Linked DNA regions of Homo sapiens: regions 2, 3 and 4 are each linked to region 1. A link is a loop called in an ENCODE intact Hi-C map of the cell type or tissue named here. Cell type or tissue: PC-3. All regions are shown on one strand.

Region 1 (5,000 bases):
CAGTGAACTGAGAATGCGCCGTTGCACTCCAGCCTGGGCAACAAGAGTGAAACTCTGTCTCAAAAAAAAAGAAATACACAAGGAAAGGAAATATTGAAAAAGCCTAAGTTGAAATTTATAAAATTACTGGCCTGCATATTTTATAAATATCAGTGTCATACATGACCAAAGAGAGGCCCAGGAACCGTTCCAGATTAAAGGAGACTCAAGAGACATGACAACTAAATGAAATGTGTGATCTTGGATGGGATCCTGGACCAAACCGAAAAAGAGTACTATAAAGGACATTTTTGGAACATTTGACTACATTGAAATATGAACTTTAATTAGGTAAAATTATTATTATTATTATTATTTTGAGACACAGACTCGCTCTGTTGGCCAGGCTGGACTGCAGTGGCACGATCTTGGCTCACTGCAACCTCCGCCTCCTGTGCTCAAGCCATTCTCCTCCCTCAGCCCCCTGAGTAGCTGGGACTACAGGTACCCGCCACCACACCCAGCTAATTTTTAAATTTTTAGTAGAGATGGGGGTTTCACCATCTTGGTCAGGCTGGTCTCGAACTCCTGACCTCGTGATCCACCCACCTCGGCCTCCCAAAGTGCTGGGATTACAGGCATGAGCTACTGTGACCCACCAGGTAAAATTAGTAACTCAGTGTTAAGTTTCCTGAATTTGATAATTATACTGCAGTTATGTATGAGAACATCCTTGTTCTAAGGAAATAATACACTGAAATATTACAGGTTAAGTGTGTGTGTGTGTGTGTGTGTAAGAGAGAGAAGTAGACAGAGTCAAAGGGAAGAAAGCAAATGCAGCAAAATTTGAAAACGTTAAAATGTATGACTCTTGGCAAAGGGCATAAGGGAATTCTTTGTACTATTCTTGCAACTTTTCTGTAAGCTTTAAATTATTTCAAAAGAAAACATTTTAAAAGGGGGCTGGGCCGGGTGCAGTGGCTCATGCCTGTAATCCCAGCACTTTGGGAGGCCAGCGTGGGTGGATCACTTGAGGCCACGAGTTTGAGACCAGCCTGGGCAACATAGAAAGACGTCTTCTCTATAAAAATAAAAATTGAAATAAGTAAATTAAATAAAAAAGAGGGGCTGTCATGCTGAGCTCCTATGTGGACGGGGGGATCTGGGCAGTGACTGTCCCGATGCCTGAGTGGTCAAGTGTTGAATGTGAGGAGTGCTCCAGAGAAATATCCAGGCTGGTGACAGCAAGTTGTCACACGTATCCAAGTGGCAGTTCTACCAATGTAGAAGACAGGGAAGCAGAGAGAGAGGTTAGAGGCAGGATGCCAGGAAGCCAGGCAGGGAGGGGTAGGGAGCAGCCACAAGGAGGTCTCAGTGATAGGGTTAAGCTCGGCTGCCTGTGGTGGGACATATGTCACTGGTGACCTTGGGACACAAAGCCTGCCCACGCTAGGGTAGGGTAGGGGAAGGACAGGGAGGCGAGGCAGAAACAGCAGCAGGGGAAGACTGGGTGGCATTGGGCATGGCATTGGGCGTGCTCAGCCTCTGTGTGACTGTGACCTGGCAGCTGGGATGGGGGTGGATTACCTAGATGATTCTAAGACCTTAAGATCTTGGTCATTCTGATTTCTAAGCAATGACTCCTGGAAGTTGTGCAAAGCCCAGTCCAGAGTTCCTGCTTGCACGCTCCCAGAACAGAGGAGGCAGAGTCCCTTCCAGTGCTGGCCAGAGCAGGACAGCTCTTCCGCAGGCAAAGTCAAATCCGCACCTCCATACTGTGGCTACTTTGTATATGTTGATTCATTTTCCATTTATGTTTTCTGTTTAGTTTTTCAATATGGATGTCTTTCTTCAATATGAAGTATTTCAGACATACCCACTGTCTGGGAGTACCCACCGTCAAGGGTAAATAAAAACTTCCACCGATAGGCTTTCTTTGCCCTCTTGTTTCACTCTGCTGCCAGGCTGCCACGGGGCTTGGGGCTGTGACCACTGCAATGGCCATAGGAAGACATCAGGTGGCAGTGGTGCCCCAGGTTTGTCTCCTCAGGTATCTCGGCCTTCTAGCTCCTCTCCTCCAGAGCCAGTCAGTAACTGGGAGGAGCTGGGGGCTCTCCAGGAGCTTCCCACCCCTTCCCCTGCCCTGGCTTCCAGCTGCATTTAATGGCACTTTGCCTGCTCTGAGTACAGGAAAAGCTGTGGCTGTTCCTTGTCCAAGCCGCAGTTCCCAATGGCCTAGTTCAAGCATGTGTTTCATGCACCACAGTGCAAGGGCTCCCAAAGGGGAAAAAAGGGAAGAGGGCTGGTTTGGATTATTAGCATTTTGTATTTTTAATAAATGCATCAATGTGGTCATCATGGAAAAATGTCCGATCTTTGTGGGGTTTATTTACACTTCCTTCCTAGTTTACTTTGGGTGACGCAGGGTGGATCATAGGCCTTAACCTTCTAAAGCACAGCCTCTTTCCCCTGGCGGCTTCCTAGACTCTGATGAAGAAATAAGGCCTACTTTCTGATTCCGGTCTGCCCCTGACCAGTGGTGTGACACTGAGCAGAACACTTCACTTCTCTGGACCAGAGGTCTCAAGTATAAAGGATGAGCTTGGGCAACCTCCCCATCCTCCCCCAAGGACTCCTCACTATTCCTGTTCTTTGGGACCTCCTTACCTTTGCTGACACCTGCAGGGAATGCCTTTCTTTTTCCACAGAACTCTTTTTTCTTTTTTGGAGACAGAGTCTCACTCTTGTTGCCCAGGCTGGAGTGCAGTAGCAGGATCTCGGCTCACCACAACCTCCGCCTCCCAGGTTCAAGCGATGCTCCTGCCTCAGCCTCCTGAGTAGCTGGGATTATAGGCACCTGCCACCACTCCTGGCTAATTTTTGTATTTTTCGTAGAGACAGGGGTTTCACCATGTTGTCCAGGCTGGTCTCAAACTCCTGACCTCAGGTGATCCGCCTGCCTCAGCCTCCCAAAGTGCTGGGATTACAGGCATGAGCCACTGCTCCCAGCCTTCCACAGACTTATTCTTTTTAGGAGGGTTGGGGATGGGGAATAGGGTTTCGCTCTGAGTAGCTGGGACTATAGATGCACACCATCACACCCAGCTAATGTTTTTTTAAAATTTTTTTTGTAGAGACAAAGATCTCCCTATGTTGCCCAGACAGGTCTCAATCTCCTGGCCTCAAGTGATCCTCCCACCTCAGCCTCCCAAAGTGCCGAGATTATAGGAATGAGCCAATGCATCTGCCCTCTGATTCATTCTTGTAAACATAAATAATATAATTGTCCGGCTGGGTGCAGTGGCTCACACCTGTAATCCCGGCACTTTGGGAGGCCTAGGTGAATGGATCGCTTGAGCTCAGGAGTTCAAGACCAGCCTAGGCAACATGGCGAAAACCTGTCTCTACAAAAAAATACAAAAAATTAGCCAGGTGTGGTGGTGTGTGCCTGTAGTCCCAGTTACTCCAGAGGCTGAGGTGAGAGGATTGCTTGAGTCTGGGAGGTGGAGGTGGCAGAGAGCCGAGATTGTGCCACTGTACTACAACCTGGGTGACAGAGTGAGACCCAGTCTCGAAAATAAAAATAAAAATAAAAATAAATAAATAGGCCGGGTGCGGTGGCTCATGCCTATAATCCCAGCACTTGGGAGACCTGAGGTCAGGAGTTCGACACCAGCCTGGCCAACATAGCGAAACCCTGTCACCACTAAAAATACAAAAATTTAGCAGGGCATGCTGGCAGGTGCCTATAATCCCAGCTACTTGGGAGGCTGAGAAGGAGAATCACTTGACCCAGGAGGCGGAGGTTGCAGTGAGCGGAGTTCGCACCACGGCACTCCAGCCTAGGCAACAGAGCAAGACTCCATCTCAAAAATAAAAATAAAAATAGACCGGACGTGGTGGCTCATGCCTGTAATCCTAGCACTTTAGGAGGCCGAGGTGGGCGGATCGCCTGAGGTCAGGAGTTCGAGACCAGCCTCGCCAACATGGCAAAACCCTGTCTCCACTAAAAATACAAAAATTTAGCCAGGCGTGATGGCAGGCGCCTGTAATCCCAGCTACTCGGGAGGCTGAGGTAGGAGAATTGCTTGAACCTGGGAGGGGCAGGTTGCAGTGAGCTGAGATTGCGCCATTGCACTCCAGCCTGGGCGACAAGAGCAACACTTTGTCTCAAAAAACAAAACAAAACAAAAAAAGCCTGGCCAACACAACGAAACCCTTTCTCTACTAAAAATACAAAAACTAGCCAGGCGTGGTGGCAGGGGCCTGTAATCCCAGCTACTTGGAAGGCTGAGGCAGGAGAATCACTTGAACCTGGGAAGCAGAGGTTGCAGTGAGCTGAGATCGCGCCACTGCACTCCAGCTTGGGCGACAGAGTGAGATTCCGTATGGAAAAAAGGAATGTAAAACTCGATGGGATAAACTACAGTTTAGAATTAGATCCAACTGGGCCAGGCACGGTGGCTCACACCTGTAATCCTAGCACTTTGGGAGGCCGAGACGGGCGGATCACCTGAGGTCGGGAGTTTGAGACCAACCTGACCAACATGGAGAATCCCTGTCTCTACTAAAAATACAAAAATTAGCCGGGTTTGGTGGCACGTGCCTGTAATCCCAGCTACTCAGGAGGCTGAGGCAGGAGAATTGCTTGAACCTGGGAGGCAGAGGTTGTGGTGAGCCAAGATCACACCACTGCACTCCAGCCTGGGCAACAGGAGTGAAACTCCATCTCAAAAAAAAAAAAAAAAAAAAAAAGAATTATTAAATCCAACTGGAGAGAGAGCTAATATGCTGGAGAAATGTGGTGTTAGAAGATTATTTGGAATGGAATGAGATACATACTTATGACACTTAGGAAACCATGAAATAGGTGGAAAGAGACAGAACATCCTGAGAAAATCTAACTATATCAAATTTGAGTCCCAGAAGGAAAGAAAAGAAAGAATAGGAGAAAGGCAATTTTTGTTTTTGTTTTTGTTTTTCTGAGACGGAGTCTCACTCTATTGCCCAGGCTGGAGTGC
Region 2 (5,000 bases), 300 kb after region 1:
GTCCTTTTATTTTTTTCTAATAACCTAAAAACTGGCAAAATAGTTCTGCAGGTTGAAGCCATGTCTACATGAAAGTCCTCAGTAAGTGTTAGAGGGAACAGGGCGGAGATATCCTTATGCCACCCCCGCTGGAGGATGTGGGCAGCTTAGGGCCCTGGAGGCGGTGCGGCAGGGAAGAGGGGTGCAGAGGCTGTGGCTGGTGAGCCGGTCAGGCACACAAGGGGCCCTTGGAGCGTGGACTGGTTGGTTTTGCCATTTTGTTGTGTGTATGCTGCTTTTCTTTTCTAACCAAGAGGCTGGTTTTGGCATCTCTGTCCCATTCCCTGGGATCTGGTGGTCAGCCCTAGGATAAAAAGCCAGGGCTGGAGAACAAGAAAGGGCCAGGAGATGGAATTCCTTCAGGCCGGCACCCACACCCTAGGACATGTAAGCCCTCATGTCCAAGGGAGCCTCATGCAGATAGTAGGAAATCAGGTCTGGAAATTTAAAAATAAAAGGCATGAGACTAAGGCTATCTGCTTCCCTTATGCCCTGACTGGAGAGGGGAGGGAGGAGAGGCAAGGCCCACAGAGGGCATCCCAGCTAGGCCTTGGGATGGCTGCAGTGAGGAGAAATCCCGGGAACTGTATTGACACAAAGATTCTTATTGCACTTGTATTTTTTGTATTAAAGTTTGCATGGTTTCTAATAAAGGATTCAAACATAAGTTTGTAGTGAAATGGCCTGGGAGATTCCAAGGGCTTCTCTGGAGGGGGATTGGCTGCAGTGTAGATTTGCCTCTGAGGAGGCTGCCCCAGACTTGGCCTCCTCATGCCCCCTCCTGACCTCTGCCCTTCTCTGGTCCTGGCATCCCTGGAGAAGGTAGGGGTCTTGACCTAAGTTTAGATTTGATCTCCATGTGCAGGGAGGCTGTCCTGGGCCTGACAGGTCCTCCCCCTTTCTGAGGTAGCAGTGCCTTGTGGAGGTTTGACACCATGTCCCTAGCTCCCCAAGCACACACCAGGAAACTGCAGGGGCTCACGGAGGAAGTGCTGCCTGGGCCAGGGGGACCAGCTTTCCTCCGTAGAGACCATGTGCAGAACACTTCTGCTGTGCCAAGAACATGAGGGAGCCAGTGTTTTGTCAGCAGGAAGAAAGGGCCTGCTGGGATGAAAGTGGGAAGGAAACAGGGTTGCGTAGTCAGGAGACACCTCAGGGGCAACAGCACAGGCCCAGAGTACCTGCTGCCTCCACTGCGTCTGTCCTGGGGTCATGAGGATGCTGAGGTTGACGACAGGTTCCAGGTCCTTTCACTCCTTTGGCCAAAGGTTGGGGGTAGGTGGCCCAAGTGGCGTGCTCTCTAGGTAGACAACAGGAGTGGTCAGAGTTCCCTCAAAGGATCCTCCACTCCAGAGCACCTGAGAAGGCCGGGACCAGAGGCCCTGTGTGATGTGTACTCCGCAGCTGTTTGGGGTGGGACATTTCTGTACTTCTCGATTTGCTTATGGCTCAGCCATTACCTGTGTCAGTCCATGATTCTGTTGTAACAGTTTTAAGAGTAAATAAATAAAGCTGCCTGATGTCCCATCACGCAGGCTTCGTGCTTCTGTCTCGTTTTGCATCTACCACCTCCCTGGATCTTCCTGCCCTCAGCTCAGCCCCTCAGCTGTGAACTTGTGGATGTGGACACGGGAAGGACCACTGTGCCACATAGCCCTGCGCCTTGGCTACCTGTGGAACTCTCCCCTAGTCTGCCTGATAAAGGGCTACTTGACACTTACTTGCTTACTTACTGTCCAAAACTACAAGGACAGTGACAGTTCTGACAGGCTTCCTGTGGTGGGTACCGAGAGCAGCAGCTGTGCCAGGGGACTGGGGTGGTTAACAGCACCGCTGCTTCATGCTCTTTCTTGGTGAAGGGAGGAGGTTCCAACCCCCTTCTCTCTTAAAAGACTTGGGGCCACAGCCAGCCCGTTCCCCAGCAATAAGCATCTCACTCTCTTCTCTACCTACCTTCCTCCTTCCTCTTTGGGGAACCGTGGCCCAGTGTATGGAGGCCCTGAGAGAGGAGCCCCTAGTGGACAGCAGTGGTCACAAGGGATAAATAGAACTTTATTTTAAATAAACATTTGCACTCTGTACACAGCCCCAGCAGAAGCAGGGCTCAGTCGTCAGCTGTCTTGCGCACATCAAAGCTGCCACAGGGTCCTCGCAGCAGCTCTGCCAGTAGCGCAAGCAGCTGCCCGTGCTCCTCCTGTACGCTGGGGGGAAGTGCAGCCAGCTCGCTGCGCAGGCTCCGCTCCACCATGCGGCCCAGGGCCCGCCGCAGCTCCTTCAGCAGCCGCACGGTACGCGAGTCACCCTCCAGCCGCAGCAGGTCACTGTCGCTCAGTGAGATGGTGGCCCGGCGCCCGTCATCTGAGGGAATGGAAAAGATGGTGGGGAACTGTGGTGAGGCCAGGCCCCGGAGGAGCAGCTGCAGAGCGGGGTGGGCGGGAGGCCTGCAGGCACCCACCACGGATGTGCACGTCCCCGTCGGTCAGCAGCAGCACAGCTAGCGGGTGCACCTGAGAGGAGTCCCGGACGAAGACGCTGCCATTGGACTTGACTGCCATGAAATACGTCAGCCATCGGCTCCGTAACCGTGTGGCCTCCCTAGGGAACACAGGGCTGGTGAGGCCACCCTTTTGGACCATCCCAGCTGCCCCATCCAGGCCTGCATGCCCTCACCTGTTAATGGTCGACTTGTGCAGCAGGATGTTGCCTGATTTGGTCCTATATGTGACGCTGTTGGGCTTGAACTTCCCCTGCCGGGTGACCTTGCCCTGCCTCACCTGCAGGGATGGAGGAAAAGACGGGTGGGGCTGAGCAAGGAGCTGCAGACAGGGAAGGAGGCTGGGACCTGGTGAACTCCATTCCCTCCCAGAGGCAGCACCTGGATGAGGTTGGGGTAGAGGCCGGCCATCAGCACGCCCTTCACCAGCTCCTCCTCCTCACTGTACTCGTTGCACTGGGCGGAGGCCAGGGTGCAGTCCGAGGGCTTCCCCACCAGGAAGGCCTCATAAATGTTCTCTGAGAACTGCTTGATGAGTCCTAGGGAGACAGAATGTGTGGTGGACCTACAGCCCCTAGCCACAGGCTGGAGGTGACAGAAACTCAGTGGGGGTGGGAGGGGCTCAGGAGAGCAGGTGTGGGCCCGACTGACCGTGGATGAAGCGCAGGCTGGGTGCGTACAGCAGGTTTTCCTCCAGGTAATTCTCCCGGGAGCTGCGGTCCTGCCAACGCAGCACCTCCTCCCAGCCGGCGACAGCCCGCACAAAGGCCAGGTGGTCACTGCCGCTGTCATGGCTCAACAGTGCTTTCACCTGGGAGGGGAGAAGAGGGCAGCCGGATCACAGGCAGGGGCTAGACAACGCCCCCTCAGAACAGCAGTGGGTGGACGGCTCCAGGAAGGAGCCAGGACTGACCTTGTCCACCTCTGCCCGGTTCTGTAGGCTGCTGCTGAAGGGGTCCCGGGTGAGGCAGGAAACGACCACCAGTAGTGGGTGCAGGCAACGGAAGATGGCAGCCAACACAATGGCCTTGGCCAACCGGGGGTCGGTGGAGATGTGAGCCAGGCGCTGCCCCAGGGTAGTCAGGTACTCCCGCTGGTCCAGCACCCCTGCAACGGCTCAGCTGTCAGTACCACCCTCGAGAGCCACTCCCCAGCCCAGCCCAGCCCAGCCCCTACATACCGATCTCCTGGAGCAAGATCACAGCCTCGTCCACTGCCTTGATGTTTGGACTGTCCACAGCCTTGGACAGGAACTCCACCGCCTATGACAGAGCCAGAGCCCGCCATGAGCCTGCCTCCCACCTGCCTGGTCCCCAGGCCAGCCCCTGCCCCGCCCCGCCGCACCGTCTTCTCAGGCATGTGGATTTTCGCTTGCAGCACCAGGTTCTCAAGAGGTGTGCGCAGGATCTCTGGCACTTGGAAAGGGACCATTTTCTCCAGCCGGCTTCGAGGGAACAAGTGGTAGGCAAAGCCGGACTGGCAGCGGCCCGCCCGGCCCCGGCGCTGGATCACATTGGCTCTTGATACCCACACTGTCTCCAGGCAGGACACCTGGAGGAGGTGGCAAGTAAGCAGCACACAAATGCCACTTCCTCAGTGCTTCCCCACTCCCTGAGTAACCCTCACCAGCCCCCTACATCAGGAACACTGAGACCCCACAAGCGCGGCCTTCTGAAGACACACAAAGCAGGTCTAAGGTAGATCTGGGCTGGGGACCACCTCAAAACGGAGTCCCTCCCCCAGTGGTTGGCCGGGCCCAGGAGGTAGGTGCCACCTTGGTCTTCAGGTCATAGCGTTCTTCCTTGTGCAGCCCACTGTCCACCACATGCACGATGTCATTGATTGTGATGGAAGTCTCAGCAATGTTGGTGGCCAAGACAATCTTGCGCACCCCAACTGGAGGCTGCTGGAATATGGCCTTCTGATCCATCATGGGGATGTTGGAGTGCACTGGTGGGCAAGACACACACCAGTTATGGGCACTGCTTCCACCAGAATTCCCCCCTGGAATGTGGGCAGGGCAAGGATTTTGACCCCATTTTGATGAAACAGGCGCAGATAAACACTATGCCCAGTGAAAAGTGCCACAGCTTGGTCAGAAACCGGGGCCCCTGGAGTCCCAGTTGGGTCAGTCCCTAGGACAGAGGTCAGGCTGGTTTCCAAAGGTCCCTGGTCCCTCCGCCGGGGCTCTCACCTGGCAGGATGAGGTACTTGCTCTCGTGCATGCCCAGGGCCTCCTGGAGGCGCTGCTGCACTCCTTTGATCTCCTGCCACCCAGGCAGGAAGCACAGGATCCCACCTGTAAAGGAGCCCTGGGGCATGAGCCAGCTGTTGCTGCAAACGTGGCCAGGGCTAGCATGGGACAGATGGGGAGGCACCCACCTGGTTCCCCGCGAGCATCGATGTGCAGAACCAGATCAGTCACAAGGTCCAAATCGAGTGCGCATTCATCCTCAGACTGGGGTGG
Region 3 (5,000 bases), 140 kb after region 1:
TGTAAGTTGGTAGTTGATTCCTGTAGACATCCTTGCTAAAGATTTATTTTTAAGTAAAATATCATTTTGCTTGAAAGTATAAATCAAGGTTTTGTGGTTAAATAAATTAAAAACAGCACAGCTGCCAGACAAAGTTCAGCTTGATGTATAACAGGCCTCTGAAAGAAGTTCAGTAAGAAACAAATCTGGGTAATAAAGTTAATTAGTAACTAAAAACCTGCTAGGCATACTAAAAAAAAATCTGATGTTGAATATTAAATTATTATGAAGCAGGCTATACCTGTATCCATCAAGATTATAAATGATCTCCCACACTGGCGACGTGGGGTTCCTTTCAAGCCTGAGGAATGAGCACTATATTTTGGCCACAGCATTCTCACTAATGTCCTAGGATAGCAGCTTAGTGTTGGCTTTAGAATTCTCTGTCATTTAAATGTCATGCAAAAACAAACGTATAAAAGAAAACATTAACCCAGATATCTTTATGGTTCCTTGTCTTGTCCATAACCGCCCCCGCCCCCACCCACCCAAAAAGGACAGGCTATCAGTTATAGAGAAAATATAAGTGAGCATTATAAGCAGTATCCTACCTTTAGTAATAATTATTTAAAGTTTATTAAATGGGTTGTTTGGAACTCAAAATGATTTGCCTCAAAGTAGCCTAGGTCACTGAGAAGAAAGTTTATTTCTTTCTGCTGAAACTGACAGGAGGCGATATTTTGAAAGATAGCAAGCTTGTCTTTGGCATGGTATTAACTCCCTTTCTTTTGCCTCCTAGGGCTCCTGGGCCTGTATACCCTTTCCCTACTTTGATACCATATCTATATCTGCTTTATTCCCTGAAAGTTCCCATGTTGCCATAATATTTTTCTTCCTTTTTCACACCAGAACCAAGAACTCAGACATCTTCAATAGAACCATCTCTGGGATGAACAATGGTCTTTCCAGGGATGTACATTTTCTTACCCACTTTTAAATTAAGAAATAGGATTCTATACTTTTAAAAAGAGAATGCTGGCTACTGCAAATGAATGTCGGTAGAAATTTGGCTAATGTGACACAGTAAAATGAAGGTTTCCTAACACAGTGGTTAGGAAAAGTGAGTATGATGGTGGGAATCAGGCTTCTGTTCTTGCTTTTTTTTTTTGAGTCAGGGTTTCACTCTGTTGCCCACGCCGGAGTGCAGTGGTGCAATAGTGGCTCACTGCAGCCTCAACCTCCTGGGCTCAATCAGTCCTCCCACCTCAGCCTCCTGAGTAGCAGGGACTACAGGCATGTGCCACCATGCCTGGCTAATTTTTACATGTTTTTGTAGAGATGGGGTTTTGCCATTTTGCCCAAGCTCTGTTCTAGCTTTTCATGAGTTTTTTCCCTGCATTTTAGCTCCCATAGTAGCACCTTTCAAGGGGTGAATAGAAGAGGACAGAGACAGCAACAGGCCATTGGTAAACCAGATTGCCAATTTCTCATCAGACAGAATGAGCACAGACCCCGAGTGAGTGGCTCTAGATGCGAATGACCTAAAATTTTCAGGAGGACTTCATGGAGCTTAAAAGGTTCTTCAGAACTTCTGTGTAATTAAGTTAGATATTAACACTGTTTAATCTGTATAGACCTGTAAAATATTTTTAGTACAGTAATTAATTCCAGAGTTTGTGAACTATCCAAAGTAAAGCATACAACAAAGTACTGTGGCCTCATCATATATCCTTATTTCCTGTTTATGAGCACCTAGCTCTTAATAGTGAGATTGTAGTCAAGAGAGTATTTTATCATCATGCCATGTAGTTGCCTCTTGCCTTAGTTTACCTATTTTAAAAAACCCGGCTCACTAATAGTTTCACTTCAGGCATGTCATCAGAATGAAAGATCAGATATACAAAGTGCTGTGCTTGAAAACTGTGTGTTCCCTTAGTGCCTGGTTAGATAATACAGGGCTTATTTTCTGGCAGAGTGGTGTTGAGTCTCCTTTGATGTTAGCCAGAACTGGGTGGAGTTTCTTAAGCTCCAGTCAGATTGGCTCAAGCAGGGCACCATGCAGTGGTGAATTTGTTTTCAGTCCCTCCCTTTGCCAAAAAGCTTTTTTTTTTTTTTTTAATAAACCTCAACCCAATTATAAATGAGAATACTTGATATATGAAATAATATGAAATGATAGTTGTTCATATTCACACTGAGGGTCTTAGGGGGTTTATTTATAGCTAACTGAAATGATGCAGCTGAATTACAAGTAGCTGATAGAATAATCAACCTCAGTAAACATTTAACATAACACTCTCATTTTACAGATTAGAGAACTCAGCCCTGAAAGGTGACTCATTCAAGGCCACAGTGAGTGTCAGATTAAACTGGTGCTTCAGTAAAGCATACAGACTTCTGTACCCAGCTTTCAAATTCTCTTGACTCTTACTCACAAATCTATTTAAAGTTAACTTTATTATCTGTATGGATAGAAGAGGAATAGTATAAATGGTCAATTGGTCAGTGAGAGGTTTTTTTTTTAGAGTAAATGCTTCTCATTCACAAGGGTTCATTTTTTGATCCTCCTGAACATCCAGATTTGAAAATAATAGTGTCATATCCTTTTATCCATAAAATATGTAACTAAGCATTTAAGGCATAACCGAATAGTAAGTAACTTCAAGTGATTCTGTGTGAGATGAAATTCATACATGAATTTATTAAAATTAATTTTGGAATACTTGAACCAGTTTAACATCTATAGAGCATTTAAAGAGTGTATTGTACTTATACATGTTTCAGAATAAAATAACTATAAAATTGGATAATCGCTTTAATTTATTGAAAACTGGGGATTTCTGGGAAAAAAAAAACAACAGTACTTTAACTTGAAAGATGACACTAGCATTACCTTTCTAGGATCATTTTCCATAAGGGGGTGTGTGTGTGTATTTTAAAATCATATTCTATTTATGTGGTGACAAGTAAAGAATAGCTTAACTGTTGATGAAATACAGATGCTAAGTGGCTAGCTAGATGTGCTCATAGCTTCATGACCTTCCCACTTTCCAATTGTATAATTTTCTATCAGTTTTACCCTCTTAGGCTGAATTTCAGCTACTGTTCATATTCCATGAACCACATGCAGCCCAGGAAGTCATCTGAGAGTGTGTGGCTGGGGGCGGGGTGGGGGTGCTGAGGGTTGGATAGGGGAAAGATTACAATGGATAAAAGCTGCCCTTTGATAATCTGCATTCTGATAAATGATATTTAAAATGTATTGGTGTTTTTGACTGTATTTTTACCCTGTGCCTTAAATGAGGAAAAGATTTGAGTAGATTGCATCTTATGTCATTATGTATTTCTGGGGAAAATTAAATTTTGGATTTTTATGGTATGTTGTTAAGGATGGCACAGATGTCCTTTTAAGTTCTCTTTGACCATGAAACTGATGCAGGATTTTTGCTCCTTAGCTCAACTAGGTCCAGGTTCTTATCTCAGGAGCGGAAGAATTAGGCACGTGGACATCAAAGAGTGAGTGGAGTAGAATCTATTAATCGAAAGGAAAGCTCTTAGCAAAAAGAGAGAACATGGTAGGTGGTTCTACTACCTGAAGACAGGAAAGTTCCGTAATATGGCTGAGCCTGGGGCTCTTTATTGGTTCAGAATGGGAGTGTGTGGTCATTGGTTTGTGAGTATGCAAAAAAGGTCAAAGCGAAGACACCACTCCAAGGTGGGCAGGACAGTGTAGAAAACCAATTAGGAAAGGGTAGGTACAGGTTAAATAGGTGAAGGATGGGGATCAATCATGCCAAACGGGAAGGCAGGTTCTTAATCCGATCTCAGGATTTACCCAGGACAGTTTCCGGATTAAAGTTCGGGTTTCACTGAGGACCCGCCCCTGTCTGCCTAGACATTTGTTTGCCTCTTGCCTCTATCAAAACTAGTTACAGACGTCCTTTTTAGTTTTTGGTTCATAACAGCTCCCAAAGGATAACTACTAATAATAGTTGTCAGAGATAGAATAGGGAAATGGCATAACCGAATAGTAAAAGCAACTGAATAGTTGCTTTTCATGGAACCCTTTGACATTATAATCTGTTAGGCTTTTAAAAGCTCTTTAATGAACTCATTTCTCAGCATTTTCCCTGTCATGATCTGGAGTTACAATAATACTTTATATGTAAAGTAGGCTGGACGAGCATAGAATAGGGCTTCCCACCCACATTCGTCTGTTGTAAATGGGTCACAGGTGTGCCACTACTACTATAGGAACTTTTTTTTTTTTTTTTGAGACGGAGTCTTGCTCTGTTACGTAGGCTGGAGTGCAGTGGCGTGATCTTGGCTCACTGCAGCCTCCACCTCCTGGGTTCAAGCAATTTTCCTGCCTCAGCCTCCTGAGTAGCTGGGATTACAGGTGCATACCATCTAAATAATAAAAATCAGTGCCCAGCTAGTTATTCTGTTTTTGTATTTTTAGTAGAGATAGGGTTTTACTGTGTTGGCCAGGCTGGTCTCAATCTCCTGGCTTCAAGTGATCCACCCGCCTTGGCCTCCCAAAGTGCTGGGAGATTACAGGCTGGGATTACCAAGTCCAGTTCCTACTATAGGAACCATTGAATTCCTATTTATGGTTCCTTCAGAAAAGCTGCTAAATCCTGAATTCGGCAGTGGTTATTCAAATAGTGGAATTTATAATTCCAGTAGTGTGAGATGGCATTTGCTGTGGACAACAGCTCTGTCATGCCACAGGAGCCCCTTTGGCAGCAAAGCTATCAGTTTTTGTCACGAGCCCCACACTACTTGTTTTAGTCAGGATTCTCTTAGAGGGACAGAACTAATAGGATATATCTCCAAAGGAGAGTTTATTAAGTATTGATTTACGTGATCACAAGGTCCCACAGTAGGCTGTCTGCAAGCTGAGAAGCAAGGAGAGCCAATCCGAGTCCCCAAAATGAAGAACTTGGAGTCCGATGTTCGAGGGCAGGAAGCATCCAGCACGGGAGAAAGATATAGGCTGGGAGGCTAGGCCCATCTCT
Region 4 (5,000 bases), 280 kb after region 1:
GTGGCCTGACCTGGATTTGAGTCCCCTACAGCCTTCTTCCCTTCTTGGCTTTTGAGCTCTTATCCTCTTGGTTTGAAATTTGCCCTCCCTTTATCTCCATCCAGGCCAAAGTAGAGAAAAAAACAGAGGCAGCTGCTACAACCCGAAAGCCTGAATCTAATGCAGTCACTAAAACAGCCGGCCCAATTGCAAGTGCACAGAAACAACCTGCGGGGAAAGTGAGTTTTATTTAGACCCACCTCTGCAAGGTGAAGATGGTAAAATACTTCTTCCAGCCTGAGCCACATGCCCTCTCTTGCACTTTTTCCCTTTCCCTAACTAGTTTCTACTTCTTCTCCCCTATATTCCCTTCTCTGTGCTTGATGACTCGGCCATCAGAAAATTTTTTGTATTAACCTTGAAAGTTAATAGAGTTGGGAGCCCATTAGCCCTTTGGAGAATACATATGTGTATAATTTTTGGCTGGATAAAATGGATCCAAAGACTTTCATTCATTTCCTTCACACTGACCTTGATGTGAAACCTACCTGGTATGGATGCAAATACAGTGCACCCACATTCGTTATCAAGAAGACATGGCAGGGGTAATTTCCACCACCTGGAACCCTGGAGCCCCTGTGCTTTACCTTGAAGTAGAAGATCCCTCTCATAACGCTGCTGGGTATGGAGATAACTTCATTTGTCCTGGTTCCCCGGGTCACCTCTTAACTGAAAGTTAGGATGCTCATTCCCAATGGAAACCCACTTAGTATAGGTATGCAGCATCAACTGGAGGGCAGAGGTAAGCTGAAACCACAGGTTCTTTCCCCTTGCCTCTGTAAACCTGGAAACCAGGCCCCTCCTGAGTGCTTGCAACACCTACCTTCCTTAGCTGTAGCAGGTAGGTGTGCCTCTGCCAGAGAAGCCCGCACTCCAGCCCTTAGGGACCAGCATGGGAAGTCTCAGCCTAGGGCATTCCTACAGTGAAGAAAGCTGCACCGTGGCTTCTGGGTGACTACTAGAGGTCCTAGGTTCAGACCAAGGCTCATTAAGTAGTTTGCTAACCACTTGGTTACCATCAAAGTTGTGAAAAAGGCTAGAAATGAGTAGGTACAATGAGGTATATGGGTTGGAGTTTCTCAGGATTTCTGTACTCTGTGGAGAACTCTTCAGCCTGGGACCTGCATCATTTGCAAAGAAAGGAAGTTGGCAACTATTCCTTCTTGAGAAGGTCCTAGGATTCTTTGTTCCAGACTCTTAGAGCCAGGGCCTTGGTGTTTCTCAGTTCCAGGGGAAGCCATTCCCGTACTATACAGTGTGGTTGTGCCCCCAGGATTGGGCGTCCTTGCTGCCCTGCTTAGAGCCTGTTCTTTCCGCATGGGCATCTCACAGGGCAGAGGATTAGGCATATGGAGGATTCAAGAAGGTATTTTACCCTTGAGTCAAAAATACTATGCCTTCTCGAGCCCTGAGACAAATGGGCTAAGTGTGGAGGCTGTAGCCGCTCCCCTGGTGTTGGAGATTCTGTATCCATTTGTATGCACATCTGAGCACTGGCCCCTCCTTCCTGTTAGTATCATCCGTGCCCTTGTTGCCAGCTGCCCAGTGCTTCTCAGAGCAGCCTTTGCTTCTGAGAGTGGGTCTGGCTGCAGCCATTCCAGGGCCCAGATTTAAGGGAAGCACCCTCTTTGGGTGAGAACAGGTCCACATGATAAGACTTGCAGAGAAGAGCCAAGGACACTGTGCCCAGCTCTTGAGGAGGGAGCAGAGCAAGGAGGTAGGGCTGTGCCTGGTTGGGCATCAGGTTAGGCTGCTGCCTGGGCCTTGTGAACCACAACCCCGCCCCCAAAGGAGCGGTGATGACCAACATGCAGTGCCTGCGCAGCTCTGCTCCTGTCGTTGTGTTGTCTGTTCACGTTTTTCACTCCCCTTCTTGCTCTTTCACATTTCTTTTCCTGTGCTTTTCCACATCTGTTCTGTAGAAGGTGGGGGTGGAGGTTTAACAACACTTTTTGTTGGTCATTGTGATCACGTGTGGACTCACTGCCTTCCCTGTGTCGGTTCTAACCAGTCCTCTCCCTTTGTGTTGTTTTTTCTATTTTCTAACACTCCAGGTCCAGATAGTCTCCAAAAAAGTGAGCTACAGCCATATTCAGTCCAAGTGTGGTTCCAAGGACAATATTAAGCATGTCCCTGGAGGTGGTAATGTAAGTATAAGCTCTGGTTAGCTGGCATCTGAGATATAGCCCACTGTGGGGTATACTAGGGAGAGAGCCAGGTGCCCATGTAGATAGAATCCCAGTGACCTGAGCTGTAGCGTTCTGTAAGAAGCAGACTAGCAAAGTGAGGGGACCTTGATGCTCCCATGTTAGACAGGGTGTTTCTGGTGAGCCCCTAAACACCAGCATGGTGATATCCACTCAGTATCTTTTTACCCATATGGGTGGGAGGCTTTGGATTTTTCTCCAGCTATGTCAGAGCCTGGGTCTGAGCACAGTGGTCAGCAGCAGACCTGTTGCCTGTCTGGAGTCCGTTCCTGGGATGTGTATGTCGGTCTGCATGCCCTTGAATTACCGTGGAAGTAACTTCTCTGAGACAGATGTCTGGATGGATCTTTCCAGAGCTCATCTTTGAATCCTTGTTATTATAAAATAAGAATTAATCAACATTTTCTTCCTATCCCTTCCCCACGTTTTTTTGAGATGAAGTCTCACTTTGTTGCCCAAGCTAGAGTGCAGTGGTGTGATCTCAGCTCACTGCAACCACCACCTCCCAGGTTCAAGCTATTCTCCTGCCTCAGCCTCCCGAGTAGCCGGGACTGCAGGTACTCGCCACCATGCCCGGCTAATTTTTGTATTTTTAGTAGAGACGGGATTTCACTATGTTGGCCAGGCTGGTCTTGAACTCCTGACCTCATGATCCACCCACTTTGGCCTGCCAAAGTGCTGGGATTACAGGCATGAAACACTGCGCCCGGCCCTCCCATTTCCCTTTCTGCTCTCCTTTTTTTTGTCCATTTTCTAATCCCTTCCTCCTTTTTCTTCCCCTCCTTTTTTAGTCCCTTTTCCTGTTTTTTTGTTTGTTTGTTTGTTTGTTTGTTTGTTTTGTTTTTGTTTTGATACAGAGTTCACTCTGTTGCCCAGGCTGGCGTGCAGTGGTGTGATCTCAGCTCACTGCAACCTCCACCTACCAGGGTCAGTCAATTCTCCTGCCTCAGCCTCCCAAGTAGCTGGGGCTACAGGCATGCGCCACCACGCCCAGCTAATTTTTGTATTTTTAGTAGAGACGGGGTTTCATCATGCTGGCCAGGCTGGCCTTGAACTCCTGACCTTGTGATCTGCCCGCCTTGGCCTCCCAAAGTGCTGGGATTACAGGTGTGAGCCACTGCGCCCAGACTTTCCCTCCTTATCTTTTTGTCCTCTTTCCTCTTCCACCCAAACATCCTTCTTTTTGTCTTGCTGCCATTGTGTGCCAGCTCTATGATGTGTATTAGGGACACAGGTGATCCCAGCTCACAGGGAGGTTCTGGTCTAGGGAGAGACAGGGCGAAGTCTTACTATCGTCGAGTGTGTGAAGAACACCCTGTGTGCTTTCCGCTTGTCACTGTGACAGTGCCTAGAAAAGTGGTACTCTGTGGAGTTGTGCCAGAGGCACCAGAAGCCGCCATGTACAGCCCCTGCCCTCACCGCTCCCTTCCAGGCCAAGTGAGACAGCCTGTCTTGCCTCCGTTTCTTTTGAGTTCATTCGGTTCTTTCTCCTTACTGTCCTGAACCGGACTAGGTCCTGCTCCACTTACCCTTATCATTTTTAGACTCTGTTAACACTCCTGCCTCCTCCTTGGTGATCATGACATCCTGCCCATGGCCTACAGATACCCCCAGCAGTTGTATCATGAGGAATGCGGCCATGAGCTTTCATTCTTGCCCCACACAACTCCTTCCTGCCCCTCCTTCCTGGTCATCTTCTCACCACTGCCTCTTCCTGGCCTGGGTAGAAATGGCATCCTTTACACTCGGGTGGAATTGCTTGACCAGACTAATTAGTCAGCCTGGAATAGGATCAGCTGAAGTGAGGTGACAAAGATCCAGCCCACGAGGGGCCCAGGCAGCTGCTGAGCCTGGCTTTGTCCTGGATGAAAACAGAAGGTGAACAGGGGTTCTGAGGGAACTGGGTCACTTGTGTAGGTGAGACATAGAGATATATTTGTGTGTGTTGTGTGGTGCATATAAGAGCTCTGAAAATAGTCATCATTAATGTATCACCTGCTGTGATCTTTCCACACTGCCTACACATGACCTCACATGTGTAGGGTTTTTTGTTTTGTTTTGTTGTTTTGAGGGTGAATGTATTTTTAAAGCCTTTTCACTTTAGGAGGCTTCCTTAAACAGAGAATTAGGGAGACTACTGTGAGCCATCTTTCCTGGTGGGAAGATGAGGATAAACAACAGCTGACCACAGCTGGACCCAGGTGCTTTGTTTCCTTCCATAATCTCTGTCAGTCCCTCCCTAAAGCCACCACAAGGAAATGTGCAGTTTAAAATGATGAGCCCCCCAGCTGGGCACCATAGTAAGACCCCCGTCTCTACAAAAAAAAGTCTTGCTCTGTCGCCCAGCCTGGAGTGCAGTGGCGTAATCTCGGCTCACTGCAACCTCTGCCTCCCAGGTTCAAGCGATTCTCCTTCGTCAGCTTCCCGAGTAGCTGGGATTACAGGCACCTGCCACCATGCCTAGCTAATTTTTGTATTTTATGTTATGTTATGTTATTATTTTATTTTTGAGACGGAGTCTCGATCTGTCACCAAGGCTGGAGTGCAGTGGTGCGATCTCGGCTCACTGCAAGCTCCGCCTCCCGGATTGATGCTATTCTCCTGCTTCAGCCTCCCGAGTAGCTGGGACTACAGGCGCCCGCCACAATGCCCAGCTAATTTTTTATATTTTTTAGTAGAGACGGGGTTTCACCATGTTAGCCAGAATGGTCTCCATCTCCTGACCTCATGATCCGCCCGCCTCGGCCTCCCAAA

Evidence for each region. A loop is a pair of places that touch in the nucleus more often than their neighbours do. Peaks named below come from ENCODE experiments on the same cell type or tissue, not always from the same donor. Only the 100,000 strongest peaks of a DNase experiment are listed, where the experiment ranks them.
Region 2: it touches region 1 in a loop (5-fold over the local background); 26 of 110 quality-filtered maps call a loop at or near these places.
Region 3: it touches region 1 in a loop (8-fold over the local background); 5 of 110 quality-filtered maps call a loop at or near these places.
Region 4: a loop joins it to region 1, with 5 times the contacts of the local background. A loop is called at or near these places in 11 of 110 quality-filtered maps.

The regions. Positions count from the first base shown.
Region 1 is chr3:48,148,690-48,153,689 of GRCh38, reverse strand. No RefSeq gene overlaps it. Among named protein-coding and RNA genes, the nearest start is that of CDC25A, 37 kb to the left of the region's middle. In PC-3, a CTCF peak has its summit at 1,995 (motif pointing right); DNase peaks (open chromatin) are centred at 2,009 and 2,409; H3K4me3 peaks cover 684 bases; H3K27ac peaks cover 1,896 bases.
Region 2 is chr3:47,847,264-47,852,263 of GRCh38, reverse strand. It overlaps DHX30 (DExH-box helicase 30), which reads right to left. Exons shown (of 22, transcript NM_138615.3): 12 at 4,916-4,991; 13 at 4,728-4,832; 14 at 4,308-4,483; 15 at 3,878-4,084; 16 at 3,714-3,795; 17 at 3,447-3,640; 18 at 3,185-3,344; 19 at 2,915-3,072; 20 at 2,710-2,813; 21 at 2,495-2,634; 22 at 2,071-2,397. The coding sequence ends at 2,144. It overlaps MAP4 (microtubule associated protein 4), which reads left to right. Exons shown (of 21, transcript NM_001385682.1): 21 at 1-1,569. It overlaps MIR1226 (microRNA 1226), which reads right to left and starts at 2,709; the gene lies at 2,635-2,709. RefSeq lists an enhancer at 1-5 and a silencer at 4,992-5,000. In PC-3, CTCF peaks have their summits at 1,834, 2,034 and 4,762; no DNase peak of the experiment used is centred here.
Region 3 is chr3:48,010,806-48,015,805 of GRCh38, reverse strand. The region is part of intron 1 of MAP4 (microtubule associated protein 4); the gene reads left to right. Among named protein-coding and RNA genes, the nearest start is that of MAP4, 3.1 kb to the left of the region's middle. In PC-3, no CTCF peak of the experiment used is centred here; a DNase peak (open chromatin) is centred at 2,325.
Region 4 is chr3:47,864,432-47,869,431 of GRCh38, reverse strand. It overlaps MAP4 (microtubule associated protein 4), which reads left to right. Exons shown (of 21, transcript NM_001385682.1): 16 at 105-218; 17 at 2,094-2,186. Among named protein-coding and RNA genes, the nearest start is that of MIR1226, 17 kb to the right of the region's middle. In PC-3, no CTCF peak of the experiment used is centred here; no DNase peak of the experiment used is centred here.